Linked DNA regions of Mus musculus: region 2 is linked to region 1. Evidence: chromatin loops called from intact Hi-C (ENCODE). Cell type or tissue: left cerebral cortex. All regions are shown on one strand. Each heading gives the region's core, and the rest is flanking DNA. Links, peaks and the distances in the headings are about the cores only. Region 1 has its middle 210 kb from the start of Gm20594. Region 2 has its middle 76 kb from the start of Reg3g.

Region 1 (9,745 bases), core at 2,117-7,116:
GCTTTTTTCCCCCTTTCAGTCTATATTAGTTCAAAGCTAAACAGCATCAATCCAATAGTAGATCCCAAGAAACAACAGATATAAGAAAGTGCAAACATGTGTATGCATGTGTGCACACATTACACTAAGCAGGAAAAATAGATAAAGGGAAAGAAATACAAACAAAATAAACCAAGAATTGTCCTTGTAAACTACCAGTATCTTATGCAAAAGGAAAGGAAAATGAGAGATGTCGTCTTTTGCAGTGTAGAAACATTGGCCTGATGGATGTAAATAGGTTGGTCATACCTTTGAATAGGTTTCCCCTCATAAAGTACAAAGAATGATACAGTGAGACAGTAATTAGAAATGGATCAAATATACATGAAAAAGATGGGAAAGAGAATTTCAAGAAAAAAAATGCATATTTGTCTGCCATATGCTCAACCATCCTTGGCCCTGCATCTACGATTTTTATTCTGTTGCTGTGAGAACTTAAAGAAGACAGGGTTTATTTTGGTTTATAGTTTACGGCTACATCCAGCACTGAAGGGAAGTGAAGTGAGCAAGAGGCTGAAGTACTTAATAAAATGCATTTACACCTGTTAAGAAGAGAGCAATGAACGTTATATGCAACATACCTTCTTCTTATTCTAGAATCCAGAATCACCTTAGGAAAAGGGGTGACACAAAGTGGGAATTCAATCAATACAATTCCCTACATATATGTCTATAGGTTAAATTTACCAAGATAATCCCTCATAATGTAAATTAAATCTTGTCTTCCGGGTTATTGTCATTCTTGTAATGTTGACAACACAACTATAACAATATAACTAATTTGTTTGGAAGAATTTTAGAGCATGATACTGACAATTATAATGACTGTAGTTAAGAAAATAGTTGTATACTTCATATACAGTCATTTGTAATAAGGCCTTCAGTTATTGAAGCTACTGTTATGGGATTTTAAATTTTTCTATCTCTCAAAAGTTCATTATTGGTACAAAGACAAAAATGATTACTTTGTAATATTTTTGTAACTTGTTTAATGTTTTAGACAGATCTAACAGTATTCTATAGCTATCTCCAAGTCTTCCAAATGCAAACTATTTCATCCACAAATAGGAATCACTGACCTTCCTGGTCTTATCTACCGATGATGGTCTCACTGCTTATTTTGTTTGACCAACTGAATCGTCCATTGTCGCTAGCTCTTCTGATGCTTTTTCAGAATCTGTCTCCTTGCTCAACCAATCTCTGGTGTTTTGGAATTTCTCATCCACATGGCTAACCCTTTTGTGCACATTTTAAACCTTCTTATCTAGATCCTAGGTTCTTCAGTGATATTCTTGCTTCATCACAGACATGAGTGAATTCTATGTCAACACTGAATTTTTTATAAGTAGTACCAAGAAATATTTTTCTGCTATCTTGCTATCTAATCCCTTATTTTTCAGTTATTCAATCATGATATTTGTGCAGTATCATGATGGAAGGCCCAAGTAATCTGAGCTTTCATTGGATTGTCATAAAGAGTTTCCAAACTTTGATCTGGGAAATATTCTTAAAGATAGGTATATAAATAGATTTTTGTTTATATTTTCATTTGCACACTCCATATTTATCAGTAAACATTTGGGTTTGTTCTTTCTGTTTATTTGTTGTTTTGTTTCTTGGGTTTAGATACAAAGCTTATGTAGTATGAGCTATTCTTAAACTTGATGACTTGGAATTGTGATCTCCTTGCTACAGATTCGTGCTGCTCTGTAATCTTAGCCCTGACAGTATACTTACTATATTCAAATGGATATTTCAAAATAGGATATTTCTAGTACATATCTACATACATACATTCAATCATATGTATATGTGTGCTGCAAGTCCCTGGTATGCTAAAATCCTGATACTGCTTTTAACAGCCTATTTGATCCAATGTGAATTCGTATAGTCTAATTATTATCAATTATATTTTTTTATTATCATACATTATCTGGGGGTAACATTTGACTTTCATCTAAGCATTTAAAAATAAAATCAGATACAGTAATAAAATCATAGTGACTTCAAATAAAATCCTCATGAAGACTCTAGACAGTAGAAACATTATTTTTGTCGAAATTAATTCACTGAAGATTACAAAAATGCAGCCTCATATCAGAAACAGTTTCCCATGTACAAGGAAGGAGGATAATAAGAATATATTGAAAATAAGAGTTTCAGTGAAAACATGCCATTTCAAATGTAGACATTAAAGTGATATAAAATGTTTCTTATTGCTTAAGTATTTTCAATTTCATAATTTAATCTCTCTCACACATTGCAACAAAAGTTAATGTGCTTGTATTATTTTCCATGACAATTATTTTTGTTCATTTTGCCTGTAAAATTCCATAGTAGCTTATCAACACCTACCTTCTTCTTTCAGGAGAATGTACTTCTGTGATTCTTCCATGCAATTATTGTGGTTCATAAAGATTCTGTTATTATGTTGGCTTAGAATAATATGCTTTTTACATAAAAATAACTTATAGTTATTCTCTCCTCCATTGGTAATTATAACCCAAGTCCATTGCAGTAGTAAACTTGAGCTGAGCACTTGATGGGCCACTTTATTTTATTCCAATGATCCTTTTTCTATTATGACTATTTATTATGTCTTCATAAATATAATACACAGCAACAGTGAAGCATAAAACACCATGCTTCAAACTATTGCCCAAATGCTGGGTTATTTCTGAGGAGGAGAAAAACTCCAAGGTGTTACTTATTTAGAATACAGGAGAGTATCCCAAACCTATTCCAGGTGTTAGTTATAATGTAAAATATTAGGTACACTAATATATATTATTGAACAAACCAACATTCCTCATGAGATGTGGCCTGTCAAGCTATGGTAGTTTTTCCTCTAACATTTCTAAAAAGATATGCAAAACAAAACAAAACAAAACAACAACAAAAAGACAGTGCTAGGGCTAGAAACAAAGAAATCACCCTGACTGCCATCAGTTTTGACCACTATAAAAGTTAAGAATTAGATTACAAGTATTCCTTTGCAGGATTATCATGGAAAATACAAAATTTATACTTTACACATTTTTATAATGCATTCCATATATGCCCTCTTCTGTCCATTCCAAGAACTATTATTTTGTTTTTTATGATTAAATATAATAACTTATGGTGATAGAAAATATGTTAATTTACAGAGAAAACTCGAATTTTCTGTAAAACCAGAAGTAAAACACACAGATAAATGAACAATATAGCATCATAACAAGCATTGGGTGATTATCTTATTCTCATGACCCTGGTAGTAAGTATACAAAATTCCTAAATGATACAAATAAACCACCCCACACTCAAGCTTATGAGATGGTACTAGTATCCATAGGTTACACATCCATATTTGTCAACTAACTGGAAAATATTCTTTGTCTAACCCTGTAACCCAGATATTCCAGCCTATTAAATTTAATTTAATATAAGCTATCCCTTATCTTGGTACTAATAAAATTTGAAGATGAATATTTAAAATTATTTATATTATATGTGGTTTTTAGAGGTTGCTGAGTGGTTAAGACCTGTGTTTGTTTACCAACACCCACATGAGGCACCTTACAACTTTGTTCAAATCAAGCTTCCAGAGCTCTAATGTCTGTTTTTGCTCTTCTGGGTCCCATGGGTACCTATACTTACACCCACATTTCTGAAGAGATACACACACACACACACACACACACACACACACACACACATATAAAGAAAATATTTCAAAATCTTTTTTCATTGTGTTTTACTTTTGTCAAGATCAAATTAACTTTTTTATTTATTTTCTGGTTTGGCGTAGGCATATATAGCCTACTATATTTTCTAGAAAGGCCCACTACAGCCTTCTTTTGCTAGGAATTATTGCCTTACTTACAGAAATACAAACTAGCACTAATGACTCAATATGACTAATTATTTGTGATGAGTGTGCTTGGACATTCACACAAGTCTCTTAACTTTCATCCCCCCTTGCCCTCAAACAGAGAGTTCCTCTGTTCGTAGACTAAGCCTTCCAATCTGGGACAACTAGATTGTAAAAAAATTCCTTTTTCATCTGAGAAAACTATTAAATAATGAGGGTATAAAATTCACAAATTATTGCCAAAATTGTAAGCATTTAATATAATTTTCATTGCAAATCCATATAAAATTATATTTAAAACATCTTATATAAAGAATAAATGTCATCATAGATAGATATAGAATGTAAATCCATCATAATTTTGAGAAGTAAATGTATCATATTTCAGAGAGACATCAGGATCATTAAAGAATACATTTACCTATGCCAATGTGTGACATATTCATTGTACTATGGCCTACAATATCTTGTACCTCTTCTACCTATCACCACATTTCACTTTCTTTTTCCCTCTACTTTTTGCATTTAACCAAAGAGCAATTGAATGATCTTGCAGGTTATAGATAAAATTTATAGACCACATGTAAGTACGGAAATTCAGGATGTGCAATAGATGTACAGAAATATAAAACTGGTCAATCTACATGAAGTCACATAATCCCACAGACAGAAAGTTTAGATTTAGTGTTTCAGGTAGAGATATTTTTTGACTTATCATCAGGGTTAGACTCTCCAGGATGTGGGTGTGAACTTACTTAGCTCCTGAGGACCTAAGCTCTGTCCTGTGTTCTCTTTAATTATGTCTGAATCATATGAGGTACAGCTAATTGAAAATCCATGTCAAATATTACAAATTCTATGTAATTTTGTGGCTTTTACACTGTCTTATATTTTCTTTAGGCTCATAGTCAATTATATTTTTGATCCATCATACCTGGCATTTTCTACTTTGAAGTGTGATGTTTTGAGAACCACCTACATTTTTCCAAGCACTACAGCCTATGGTTGGCAACTCAAATCTCTAAAGATAGCATAGTACTTCAATGGATAGTTAGGAGAGCATGTAGAGGAATAACCAATTGGTCCAATAAGCAGTTATAGCCTTTGAAGTCCTGGGCTTGCACTGGGATTCAGGATGTAGTATCTGTGGCTTCTTGTACTTGGCCTACTCATAGGCTCTAGTTTGTCAGGCACACTAACCAAGGATGATGCTCCTTGTCAAGCCCAGGTGTTCTGCTATATTTCTCTTAGGTCTGTAAGCCAGATTTATGGCTGCTTTTCTTGTCTCTCACTTTCCAAGAATTTGATAATAAATCAAAGTCTGAATTCACCTTGAAGGTCAAGCTTGCATGTGTGCTTCACTTTTCTCTGGTCCTATTCTCTGACTCTTTAATCTTGTCCCTAAGGCACACCTAATTTAATGAACCTGGATTCCAATTTTCTTCTTCGAAAACTTTGGAGTACATTAATCTTGTATGTGGTGTAACCTCTGTATATCTGTTTCTTTGTAGCCTACAATGTTTACAAGAATCAACAAGTCAGCTGAGAGAAAAAAATATCAAAGAAAGAATATATCTCATGACCCTCTCAAGTCTGGAATTTATTGTTTACTATTTAATGTTTTTACAGTATAGTCTCTTTTTGACTATCATTTAGTTTTACTATTGGCATACAGTCTAAGATTGGTCAAATGCAAGGGAAGCTATAATATTTATTAGATAGATTTGATTTGATTTGGTTTTACATTTCCATTACTAAAAATGTCATATGTTAGAAACTTACCTAGTAATCCAATAGATATATACCTTAGGTTCTGACATGTTGCCTAGAATCTGAAGTATTAGTCAAAAATCATTTTTAATACATTCACAGTGTACTATATCCAAAGGAGTGTTTTTATTTTAATACTTTTATGGAGTATCTGCAAAGAAAGTTAATAGAATACTTCTATTTGTTATACTGTTTTGAGACTTTCTTTACTATTTGATACATGATGGCTGTCATCAGTTGTACTATATATTGATACATCTTTATACAACTTACATGAGATCCCTAAAGGAGGACTCAAAGTCTTTGTTTAGTCTAACACCCAAATAAGGAATGCTGGCCACTTAATTACAGTGACTAGAACATTGAAATGGATGACAAATACAAACACATGATGTTTCTCCTTGATAATGGACTAACAAGTTAACTATATTTTTTGTTGTGTGTATATATGTATGAGTAAGGATGTGTGTGTTTGAGAGTTGTAATGGATTCAAGTAATATATGTGCATAGGACAGGGGAGATTGCTGTGTATCCTCTTCTTGTTGCCATTTTTGCATTTTTGGTCAGGAAATATTTGTCATGGTACATGGTAGAACACAAGGTTTTTATTTTTGGTTTTTTGGTTTTGTTTTTTTTTTTTTTGGTTTTTTTGAGACAGGGTTTCTCTGTATAGCCCTGGCTGTCCTGGAACTCACTTGGTAGACCAGGCTGGTCTCGAACTCAGAAATCCGCCTGCCTCTGCCTCCAGAGTGCTGGGATTAAAGGCATGCGCCACCACGCCCGGCTAAGGTTTTTATTTTTATTTTTATTCTTATTTCTATTCCTAACAAGTTTCCCCTCAGTCATCTCTTTGCATTGCTCTCCCACACCTCTCCACCCCGAGTATGAAAGGAGGAGGAGCAGAGGAGAGAAGAAGAAGGAGGAGGAGGAAAAAAGAGGGAAGAGGGAAGAAGAGGAAAGAGACAAGAAGAAGAAGAAGAAGAAGAAGAAGAAGAAGAAGAAGAAGAAGAAGAAGAAGAAGAAGAAGAAGAAGAAGAAGAACAAGAAGAAGAACAAGAAGAAGAACAAGAAGAACAAGAACAAGAACAAGAACAAGAACAAGAACAAGAACAAGAACAAGAACAAGAACAAGAACAAGAACAAGAACAAGAACAAGAACAAGAACAAGAACAAGAACAAGAACAAGAACAAGAAGAACAAGAACAAGAAGAACAAGAAGCTGCTTTCCTGGAACAACAAATCAGCACATCTAACAAGTCACAATAAAATTAGGCACAATCCTTCATATAAAGGCTGAATGAGGCAGCCCCTTAGAAAGAGAAGGAATTCAAGAGCAAGCAAAAGAGTGAGAGACGTTCCATTTCAAATGATAGTAGTCCCACAAGAGTACACCCACTGCACAGCCATAATGTATATGCAGAACACATAGCTCTGACCCATGTAGGCTCAGTGATTGTTACTTCAGTACCTGTGATCCGCTATGAGCCCTCTTGATTGGTTCAGTGGGCTGTGTTCTCTTGGTGTCCTAGACCTCTTTGGCTCCTTCCATACTCTCCCAACTCCTGTCACACACTCCTCTGCTTTTTCAGGGTTTCCTGGCTCTGCCTAGTAATTGGATGTGAGTCTTTCCACATAATTTATCAGTTGCTGGATGACTCCTCTCTGATGTCATCCATCTATGAGTATAGCATAATATTATCAGTAATCATTTCACTGATTTTTTCCTATAAACCTTAGTTATATACTATGCTTATGTGATATCCACCCTCTGGTTCCTGGCCATCCAGGCTACATCCAGGCCTCTCATGACTTGGGCCTAAACTTGGACCAGTCATTAGCTGGCCATTCCCAGAAGCTCTGCACCACCATTACTCCCGCAAATGTTAGAGACAGGACAGATTGGAGGTCGAAGGTTTTGTAGCTAGGTTATGTCCCAATCTCACTACTAAAAGCCTTTCTGGTTATTAAAGATTGTTAATTGAGGCTGTGTCTCATTACTAGGGGTCTTTGCTAAGGTGACTCTCAAAGACTCCAGAGAGCTTCCATTGTACTAGATTTCCACATTTTCCCTACAAATGCTCTCCAGTTAAGTTAATTTTTCCCAGTGCTCCCCTGCCCTTTGCCTGGGACCTCTTCTCCTATCCCTACCTGCCTGCAGTCCATTGGAAAAATCTATTCTACTTCCCCTTCCCAGGGAGATCCATATGCCCCCTTCTGAGGCTTTCTGGGTTTGTGGATTATAGTATGACTATTCATTATAGTTAATGTCCACTTCTAAATGAGTACCTACCATGTTTGTCTTTCTGGCTCTGGTTTCATGATTTTTTTTCCTAGTTTCATCCATTTAGCAGCAAATTTCATGATGCCATTTTATTTAACAGCTCAGTAGCACTCCATTGTGTAAATATACCATTATTTTCTTTTCCATTCTTCCGTTTTAGGACATCTATGTCACTTCCAGTTTCTGGCTATTATGAATAAAGCCATTATGATAGTTGAGTACAAGTCCTTGTGGTAGGATGGAGTGACTATTGAGTATATGACCAAGAGTGGTATAGCTGGGTCTTGATGTAGAATGATTCCAAATTTTTGAGGAAGTACCACGTTGATTTCCATAATGGCTATACAAGTTTGCATTCTCTTGAGCAATATAGAAAAAATTTTTTTGCTCCACATTCTTTTCACCATAAGTGTCACTTGTGTCTCTAATTTTCATTTACTGTTTCTTGGCCCCTTGAGATTGTTGTGTTAAGAAATCTCTGATTTGATCTGCATCCTATTTCATAAGTGGATTTTTTGATATTTAGTTTATTGAGTTCTTTATATATTTTGCATATTTATCAGTCTGCATCGTATTCCATTGATACAGGGTTTCTCTTTTGACTAGATTTTGACTAGCAGTCAGCAACATTCTGTGAAACTCCTCTCTCTGCTCACCCATGGCTTTGGGGTGATAAGAGCACATAGTTATATTTGAATATTCACAGAAGATGGCTACTGGTAAATTGTTAAGGAGTTCTTCATTCCTTTAGAAAAGAGTTAATGTGTGCATCTGATATGTCATGGAAGTTATATGTCATGGAAATTAATTCCATTTTTAGCAAGGTTCAGAATTTTAAAATCTTATTACCTGTCAACACGATATGAGTAGTGAACAATAATAAGATTTTTATTTCTTGAATACAACATTATAAAGGGAAATGTCAGTTTTTATTTGGAGCATAGGAATATTCTTAAATGACATCTTGAAGATGAATTTGTGTTTTGACCAATAATTTCCCAAAAAGTTAACTGTTTCTTTCTATGAATATCCAACATCAAGTGCTATAAAATACTAATGGTTCATCCTCATGATGTCAGTCTTCATGAGGCTAATACCAAAGTACTGTGAGGTGAAGACCACTGTACTCTATAGTATATTTAAATGTAACTTGGGTTGGAAAAAAATACTATTTTGAATAACAAAACACAGCCACCCACTACAAATAATTGATCAAAATATTTCTGTCCTAGTATCCAACATTCAAGCAGTATAAAAAGTATATGTAGAGAAATTTCTATATTAATATTTGTTTAAGTCTTTTTATACCTGCAAAAGTTAGCTAAATCTTCGAGGCTTTTCCCTACTTTCTCCTCTATAAGTTTCAGTGTCTATGGTGTGTGGGTTCATATCTGGGTCTTCAATTCTGTTCCATTGGTCTACTTGTCTGTCACTATACCAGTACCATGCAGTTTTTATCACAATTGCTCTGTAGTACAGCTTTAGGTCAGGCATGGTGATTCCACCAGAGGTTCTTTTATCCTTGAGAAGAGTTTTTGCTATCCTAGGTTTTTTGTTATTCCAGATGAATTTGAAAATTGCTCCTTCTAATTCGTTGAAGAATTGAGTTGGAATTTTGATGGGGATTGCATTGAATCTGTAGATTGCTTTTGGCAAGATAGCCATTTTTACAATGTTGATCCTGCCAATCCATGAGCATGGGAGATCTTTCCATCTTCTGAGATCTTCTTTAATTTCTTTCTTCAGAGACTTGAAGTTTTTATCATGCAGATCTTTCACTTCCTTAGTTAGAGTCACTCCG
Region 2 (9,745 bases), core at 2,506-7,505, 1.1 Mb before region 1:
AGGGAACTTTCAGAGAAGAAACTAGGAAAGGGGAAAGCATTTGAAATGTAAATGAAGAAAATATATAACAAAAAACCCTCACACTTAGAGAAAAGAAAGAGGGGGGGAGGGAGGAAGGAAGGCAGGAAGGCAGGAAGGCAGGAAGGCAGGAAGGCAGGAAGGCAGGAAGGCAGGAAGGGAGGAAGGCAGGAAGGCAGGAAGGCAGGAAGGCAGGAAGGCAGGAAGGCAGGAAGGCAGGAAGGCAGGAAGGCAGGCAGGCAGGCAGGAAGGAAGGAAGGAAGGAAGAAAGGAAGGAAGGAAGGAAGGAAGACCTGGTCCTCAAAGCCACCTATATATAGGATACAATGTCAAGATTGATAGTAAAGTCAGAAACTTGTTCTGTGTCATCGATATGATTGATCTATTATACACTATTATACACTAGTTCGTGGACACAATCTCTAGGCTGTGGAGTGTGTGTTTCAAAGTGAACTTCATTGCCAGAGTCAGGTATCCATTGATGTGAGATCTGAACACACTCTTATCGCTTTAGGAGAATTGTTCTAACTTTCTTATTAATTTTTCTCACTTATCTAGAAAGTAACAAGGATGAGGAGAGAGCCATGAAAGTAATGTGCATAGGTATTCAGCACATGGAAAACTGAATGATATAATTCACATGTCAAGAACTACTATGGAAACTTTGGAGAAATAAAGTCTCAAAGGCCTTAGGGACTTCCATAGAAATGGACATACTATAAATGCTAGAGGCACCATGGAAACACCACACACAGTTATTCAAATTTGAAGTTATTCTCCTCCTGTTGCAGTGCTTCTTATACTAGAACATGCTGCCTTACCTGCCAGAGAAATGGTTGCCACATAGTAGGGCAATCAACACAAGGCAGAGTATATTTGAAAGGAATACCTTGAGTGGTTTTGAATGTGAGCTGAGAATTCTGTTGATGTCAGGAATGCTAGGCAAAAAAGAAGAGAATGTAAATGTTGAGCAAGTTGCATCCCCAGTACAAGTTGGGACATATGGTAATCTGTTTGGGTAGCTTTTGGTACGTAAGGTATGGTCCATGGCTGACAGCTTCCTTTCTTTCATAGACAATGGGTGCCTCCAGCATCAAAGACTCTCATATATTTGGAAATATAACAATCCAAATATATTGTAATCCTCTTGACACTTATAGCATGACTGATGAGCAATAGTCCTGTTTGGTAGTGTTGCCTTAGGGAGGTATGGTCAAAAGACCAAAGACAGGACCCCACCCAAGTGTAGCTCTGTAAATTAGTGAATTCTATTGTGTTACTTACAATAGTGTAGGTGAAAAGCCCAGTCCAAAATGAATGTTTAAACTGTAGGGTTTCCTGTCCAATTTGTAGATAACTCTATTTATTATTTTAAGGGCTTTTCTTCTCCTGCAATTATTTACTGCCTAATTAACCTTGGAAAGGGATACTGTGAATCTTGTAATGTTCATGAGCTTCCTGTGGCAAACAGGTTTCATTTAGTTATTGTATTTTTCATGCCTCTGTGCTCCCTTCAGGAGGGAATTTTTTGATTCCAAGGTAATAGTTATAAAAGAAACCTTTCTTCTTGATTAAAAATAGCTTGATTAAAACCTCAAACTGAAAAGAAATATGATGTAGTTGCAGACATGGTAGTATTTATGCAGGAACTAACTATTTTGTTCATGAGAAATGCTATTTTATTTCCTGAAAGAAAGACCCTAACTCAGGGTAGTGGCTTGAAGCCTTGCTGTTAAGTCTGTCCACTTTCTGCACCCACTTTTCTAGCTGTAGCACAAAGGTGTCACCTCCTTTTCCTGCCACACTACACACTGAGCACCATGCCTGCTATGGGTGATGCTCAGGGCACTAGAATATCTTTAAGTTCTCACATGCAGCTGCTCTCATACATCCAATGCTGAACCTGGACCATCAGTTTCTCCTCCCTCCATCTCCCACCTATCAGATTTGCAGATCTCCACCATTCCCTTTGCTGTTGTATGCTCTCTTGAAAGGCAATAAACTTGTCTTTGAATGCCCTTGAGAGTTTACCTTTTTCTAATTTAAAAACTATTAGTATTTGTTACTTTTACATGTTTGTTTGTGTGTGGTATTTGTACCCATGACTATTCCTTATGTTGACCAAATCTATAGTGATTTTTGTTTTGCTTGTAACATTTATTTTTGTTATTGTATTAACATTATTTTTTAAAGAACATACCTTTATATTATTTTTTCTATTTCCTTTCCTTCCTTCAACCTCTCTCAATGTAGCCCCCAAATTGAAATCATGGACTCTTTTTACTTATTTGTTATTGTTTTACACACACACACACACACACACACACACATACACACACACACACACACACACACACACACACACACACACACCTTTGCTCAGTGTGTTTAGTGCTACTAGTATACATAGTGCATACATATGATTCCAGGGCTGATCATGTGGAGAATACCGTTCTTTTGAACTCACAGCATTCCTAAATTCCTGTAATTCTTTGTCTATAGGTGGGGACCCATGAGACTTCCTCCTTCCATGCTAGTGTGCTCATATTTTTATTGTCACTGTTAAGGACAATACCTCATTTAGGAAGCCACCCCATGGAGATGTCATGAGTGAAGCATCCCTGTCATTTCTAGGAGCCATGACCTCAAAGTGAATTCCCTGCTCATCTGCCTCTTTCAGCCTTGCCCTGCCCTCACACCACTACTGCATTTTCCCCAGAGCCTTAGGTGCAGGAGTTGTGCTAAAAATGTTGCAGGGTCTGGGCCCCCCACTGTAACTTATGAATTTGTCTTTAAATTCTTTTTATCAACAAGATTAAAACCTGAAGAAATAGTTCAGTTTTGCAGTGTCTCTTTCTGATTATGTTCTTCTGGGATATCTAGGGATGTTCTATATGGAAGAAGTTTCTATCTTCATCTATGAATTTGGTTGTTCACCTATTTAGTAACTTGGGGGAGAGTTTGGTATCTTGACAGAATGAAAGGAAACACCAAGGGGAGGAGATACTGAAGATTGGTGAGTTTCTTTTTTTACTCCATTAGGTTTATGAAATAAGTTGATCTGATGTTGGATATCGATATTTTTAAAAGCCTTGCTGGCTAGAAATGCCCAAACCGCCCCCACACCTGGTTGCTGAAAGAATGGGATTTTTAAAAGGGGAAAGGGGGCCAATATAACCTTTTAATGGATACCTTCTTTATGCAAAGACAAAAATCAAAGCCAAATGTAGTTTTGCATTGGAAGAATACAGGACAGTGATGAATAGATGGTTTGTATAGAAAAGAATGCAGATGTTTCTAGTGGTTTTTCAAGGTGAAAGGAGAAAATGGTATCTCGGTTATTAAATATTCTATATCCACTAATTACAGACACTAAACATTTACTTCAGGTTCTCAGGATACTTATAGGGTTATAAACAGACAGTACAGACAAAGAAATGCTTCCTGCATTCCTGCACAAGCATGATGTTTAGTCAACCTCTTGTATCCACGTGGAAAACTGGGTGTGAGGAGATGCCTCTCAAGTCCCAGCCCTCAGGAGGAAGACACAAGCAGATCTCTGGGACTTATGGCATGTCAGCCTACTCTACTTGCTGAGATTCAGGTAAATACAATACGTTATGCCAAAAGCAAGTGCAAAGGGCTGGTGTAATGTCGCCAAGAGTGACCTTGTGTTTCAACATGCACAAGTGTATGTGCCTCTGTCCGTGAACACACATGTAAACACACACACCTGCACATGGCCCACACAAAACTACAACTGGGAAATTCCCAGAGTTCTAGAACCAAAGAGTAAACAAATGTAATTTTAAATAAAACAGTGCCCCTGAACCCCAGCTCCAAACCCCTTTCATGAGTCAATATAGAACTCTGTATTTTTTTTTTCTAGTCTTCCCTGCACCTATGCAACAGATGTTCAACTTGATCTTCAGTGGGTCCTGAGCAACTGGAGGCTGGCGATCCCAAAAACTGTTGCTTGCCTGTGAGAGTTGTTCTACTACCTGGGCTGTCTAGGCTGGCATCAATGGGAGAGAAAACTCCTAGTTTTGCATAGATTTGAAGTGCCAGTTGGGAGGGATAATCAGAGGTTACCATCTGCTCAAAAGAGAAAGGGTTGGGGAGATGGGGAAAGTACTGCGGGAGTGGGTGACTAAAAGGTGGGTAATGATCTGCATGTGAAGTGAATTAGTAAAAAAAATAAATTAAGTTAAAAGTAATGGAAATGAAAAATTACTAGATTTAAAAGTGGTTTACAAAAGTCTTCATCGGTGAGGAAATTTCTTGGATGAATTATATATCTAATAGTATCTTTTCCCACATGAATAATAATTAAATCATACCGTGAACTCTTTGTATTTATATCTGTATTAAGTTTTAGCCTCTGCACTATTCCAACTGTATAAAATTAATCATAGGGCCTAATGGCGTGCATCAATGAAGTACAATCTGAATTTTCCCCTACAATACCAAATGTCTAAAATGTTTAATGAATATGCCATTTTATTATTGACATGTAGTAGGCATATCAACTCTGAATGTAAAAGCGCTCTCAACCATATCACTTGAAATACCATACTGACAGTATTAGTGCAGGGTAAAAACTTCTGTTATGCAAAAATGAGCTATTGCGATTTTCTGAAGGACTTTTTACAAACATCGGTTACAGTTCTTTAGTTAAGATCTCCTTTTTGCAATTCTGAATATAAACATAAAATTATTGTAAATATTGCATCTATAACACGCTCAAGATTATGTAAAGCTTTCCAAATTAATAGATTAGTAACTACTGATAGACTCTGATATATCTAAATTCCTTTTGACTTTGGAAAGCATTTCTTGTTGTAAAGGAGCAAGAAACCAGCAGGTGGCAGCATATCCTCACCCTTGAGAGCAGAACACTTGGTGAAAAGCCCTTCCTGGCTGGAAAGAACACAAAATGATTCTTTTCTGCACAAGGCTGTACAAGGATGGAAAAGTAGTACTTCTTTTCAGAGTCCTCATCTCCTAGGAGTGCTTTCTCATTCTTCCTTCTTGTATCACTTGGATGACCTTGTAATTTCGTTGGACAAGTGTGCAAATTTCTGCCACAGCCCACTGGCAGTCACATACCCGAGCCTATAAGGCCCAGTCACAGCTATACCTGTGAAGTATGTGTTCTCCAGAAAAGCAATACTTTCAACCAAACTCTTAGGGTGATGAAAACAGACATATGGAGCCACGTTTATCTTTATTGCTTAGACAGTAGAGTATCCCTGTGAGATCGCAGCACCACAAAGCCATGAATGCTTGTGTTCCTTGAACCGCAGGGTCAATAGCTAACCTCCTCACTTCAGAGACAAAGGGAGTGAGGCAAATAAATAGAATTTGGCATTTTGCAAAGAGGAATACTTCAGATAATTTTCATAGCTCTTGAGCACCCCAAGATTTATTTAATTTGCTATGAGATCTTAGAGAAATTTGAGAAATAACAAGAACTTCACAGAAGTCGGCTGCCAACTGTTACCTCCTATGCTCTGACCCTAGCTGGCATATTCTTTCTTCTCCTCCACACACACTGAATTCCTCGTGAGGGAGGTCTTTAAACAGTGCAGGCAACTCATTTGTCATCAACTCCAGCTGCATATTGATGACACCTTATGTTGGGGGAAAAGAGAACCTAGCACAATGGTTCTCAACCTGTAGGTCATGACCACTTCGGGTTCTTGAAAGATTCTCTCACAGGAGTCACATATCACATACCTCACATATCAGATTTTTTAATTACAATTCATAACAGGTAGCAAACTTAGTTGTGAAGTAGCATGAAAATAATTTTATGGATAGGGGTCACCACAACACGAGGAACTGTATTAGAGGATCACTTTAGGAAGGTGAAAAGCCATGGCCCTAGCAGAATAAAGGTTAACAGGGAGAACTCACTGATTTTCTAGCTCACGGACTTCTGACTTGCTGACATTGGTCCTTGAACTCTTGAGGTTTGAAGGAGAACTGTTCCTTATAGGCTCGGGTATGTGAATACTTGGTGTCCAGTTCAAAGCTCACTGTGAGTGGGTGCTACAAACTTGTTGAAGTAAGTGTGTTTCTGAGAGTGCCTTTGAGAGGCCACACTTTTATCTCAGCTCTAGTTTTCTCTTTTGACTTTGTGTGCACTGCAGAAGACACGGTTTTGAACACTCTTTCCCCAGCCTTTTGTTCCCATGTTCATCCAGCCATTCTGGATGGCTCTTTGTAGATATAATTCCACAGAAATCTTTTCTTCTCTTAGCTATCTTAATTATGATGTTTTATCATAGAAACAGGAGAATCACTGACACATCTCTGATCTTACTGAATTCCAATTGCTTAAATGCTAGTTGTGTTGCTGAGTTTTATGTCAGTTTGGCCCATGATAGAGTCATTTGAGAATAGGACTCTCAATTCAGAAAATGCCACTATACGGGTTGACTATAGGCAACTCTGTCAGGAATTCTTTTTGCCTGATTGATGGGAGTGGCCCAGGTCATTGTGGGTAACGCCAATATCAGTCAGATGGCTCTAAGTTGTATAAGATAGCAAGTTGAGCAAGCCATGAGGAGCAAGCCAATAAATACTGTTCCTCCATGGCCTTTGAATCAGTTCCTACCTTCATGTTCTTGCTCTGATTTTCTTCAGTGACGAAATGTGAGCTGGGAGTTACTGCAAGAAGAAATAAGCCTTTCTTCCTGAAGTTGCTTTTGCTCATGACATTTTATCAAACCAACAAAGACACTACTAAAACCATAATCATCCTTTTGTAGTACAAAAACATGGTGATGTCATTCTTGATTTGATCATTTAATCTTCAACTCTACCCATCACTTCTGAAGCAATCATCTGTAGCTGCTTAACTTGGATCTTATTTCCGAAGTAAATCTGTAAACTAATGAGTTCTGTACCCCTGTATTATGCTATCTAAAACCAAATACCTCAGGAAAAAAAATAGATTATATTGAGAAGAGACAGAAACCTCAATGATGCCAAAAAAAAAAAAAAAGATGCAGACTACAAAAGAACAGCAATTCAGGGAGCAAGACGGCTGTGGGTGACAGGTAGGTGGGGGGATTCAACAAGTGAGTGATGTATGATCATGGAGACAAAATCACAATGGTCCACACAAACTGAACACTTAAAAACCACAAAGGGTCAGAGTAGGGGTTACTGTGCATTGTAGAAACATTCCATTGCATGACTAAGGTGTGTGGCATCCATGAGGGTCTTGATACTTAGGGAAAATATTTAATTCAGAGTGGGGAGGCATGTGACATATGTAGCTGAAAGAGGTCATAAAGTTTGCATAGCTAATGAACTTGGCATGGTGAACTGCTTTAGACATGATAGAAAGTAGGCATTTTTAGTACTGTCTTCTAACATCCTTTCTTAACTGTGTAGCAATACTAAATATATCGGGTATGCCTTTCAATACAAGCCAAGCCAAGCCAAGAATATGCGTCAAAACATGAAATTTAATACTACTTATATTCTGAAAAGGAATAAAATTCCCAAAAAGAAGACTAATGAAAAGGCTGCAGGGGGATCTGTTGAAGGCATTTACTCCTCAAGAGGTTAGCTTTTCATCTCTACTTCTGTTTTGCTAGAAAATGATCCCAGTTGTGACTTCCACGTCTTCAATCAAGAGTCAGTCCTGACTCTAGATAAGAACATTAACCTTCTTAGCCCTCAAATCATTCTTCTTTCAGAGTTATTTTTTTGCCTCTGAGCAGCATCAGCTTCTAATCAGTGGCTTTGCATGCCTGCGAAGCCCTACGAGGGTCCACAGAGCTCTGTGAGTCCGCAGGCAACAATCAGTTCATTCCAAATGAGTCTACTGATTATTTTAAGTACAGCATTTGTCCCTATGTCCTTTGTGGACAAGGAGACACTAGCATTTCTTTTGCAGAAAAGAATCCCTAGAAGTAGAACTAGAAACAATTTAAGATCTCATATAAAGTTTAGACTTTGAAATAAGACTGCTCAAAATGGAATTCTCTTGACTTGGCCAAAGAGACAGTATACCATGGGGCTTTATTTATGTTTCAAACCAAAGCCTTTAGATGCCCAGTGCCCTGAATTATGAGGTGTAGTTTCTGCAAAAAGATGACTAATGGTGCACACTCATGACTTAACCATTCTTTCCACAGAGAAAGAGTTAAATAAATTGAATCAAATGTGTGATACCCTCAAGGTGGAAGGTGGTTTCAACTTTGAATGCAGAAACCTCAATGCTTTTCTGGCCATAGTTGTATTTCAAGTTCAAACTGGCTTCTGTGGCTGCTCTTCAAGAATATTTTTCCTGTTGTGTGTGCAGTTCTTGTGATAGGAAAGCACAGCTTCGTAGGGACTGAGTGTTGTGGTACTCTGCTGGCATGGAGCAGGATCCAAATTCTACCACAACTGCTATGGCTCACCTTCTTCTGACAGCTCATCAGTTTTCCTTACCTTGACATTTCTCATACTTTGACATGTGATATGAAATGGTAGCCTTTGGCAGAAGATAAGGAAATGAGGCTTCACAAGGACACAGAACACTTGCCAAAGGAAGCTGTGGAAATGGATGTGACAAGGTTATTCAGAGTGCTTGCTTAAGAAATTTTGGCTCAGCTGTTTGTTAGGATGCCCCCATTTCTGCCTCACCTGGGTAGCATGTTTCTCTTGCAAATTTGTCATGGATGCTTTTAACATCCCTGTGTATATGGAAAGTTACTGCTTTGTAGGAAAAAGGAGTTGCTGGCCACCTAGGAAAAATTCATCCACACTACTAATTTCCCTTTTAGCTGCTGAGACCTCATAATTAGAAGGATGGTCTTTCATTTTAATATGGGTATTGCTGACTCTCTTTTCATGGGTTTTACTTTTATATTGTTTAGTAAGACTTTCTGGGCCGTTTGCAAGGATTCTATTATCTCAAAGTTGTCAGTTAAACATAATACAAACATGCAGACTCTCTTGGATTTTCTTGTTCCCCTTTAAGCACTATAAGGGGAATGACATGCTGATGGAACATGGGGATTCTAATGAGAAATCCAACACAAGTTTCCAGAAGGCGTGGGAAACCAGTTATGATCTGGGATGGGATTGCTATCTGGTGGGGGTTTCAACACTCGGCTGTTGTAGGCAGATGGGCTGGGACAGTGTAATTCCAAATGATGGATCTGTTTGGCGTTGAAAGTCTGTTCCCCAGTGGCTTGAAGAACAGTGTGTGCGCATGTGTTTTTCTGATATCTGACTTCTACAGTAAATTAATCATCTATTCCCCACCCCCCAAACCAGCTAGCACAAATGGAGAACCTAAAGCATGAATGCAAATTCACTTGTTAGCATTCACTGAGAACTTTGACAATTCCACCTTTTAGCTTCTTTTACATACACTATTTTCCTAGGTACCACTGTTGCCCTCCTAACCATGTAAATCCCACATGCCAGGGTTGGGAGTCATGGAGGGAGCATTGCTCACCACTCCCAATATCCACTTTCTCCAAACTTTCCTGACAAAGGAGGAGTATAGGACTGGAGAACAGGGCACAATACTTGCAGTCAAATAGATCTGGCTCCCAATGCTAGTCATTCTAAAGCAACTTTGGAATACTGGGATAATACCGACAGGAATGGCACATGGAGAGGCATGGGGTTTTTGTTTCCTTTTGTTTTGTTTGTTTGTTTTCTTTTGATGTTTTTGAGACAAGGTTTCTCTGTCTAGCCCTGGCTGTCCTGG

The links. A loop is a pair of places that touch in the nucleus more often than their neighbours do. Peaks named below come from ENCODE experiments on the same cell type or tissue, not always from the same donor. Only the 100,000 strongest peaks of a DNase experiment are listed, where the experiment ranks them.
Region 2: a loop joins it to region 1, with 8 times the contacts of the local background. A loop is called at or near these places in 2 of 42 quality-filtered maps.

What each region holds. Positions count from the first base shown.
Region 1 is chr6:79,599,652-79,609,396 of GRCm38, forward strand. No RefSeq gene overlaps it. Among named protein-coding and RNA genes, the nearest start is that of Gm20594, 210 kb to the right of the region's middle. In left cerebral cortex, for the core only: no CTCF peak of the experiment used is centred there; a DNase peak (open chromatin) is centred at 4,897.
Region 2 is chr6:78,539,520-78,549,264 of GRCm38, forward strand. No RefSeq gene overlaps it. Among named protein-coding and RNA genes, the nearest start is that of Reg3g, 76 kb to the left of the region's middle. In left cerebral cortex, for the core only: a CTCF peak has its summit at 4,876 (motif pointing right); DNase peaks (open chromatin) are centred at 3,657 and 4,890.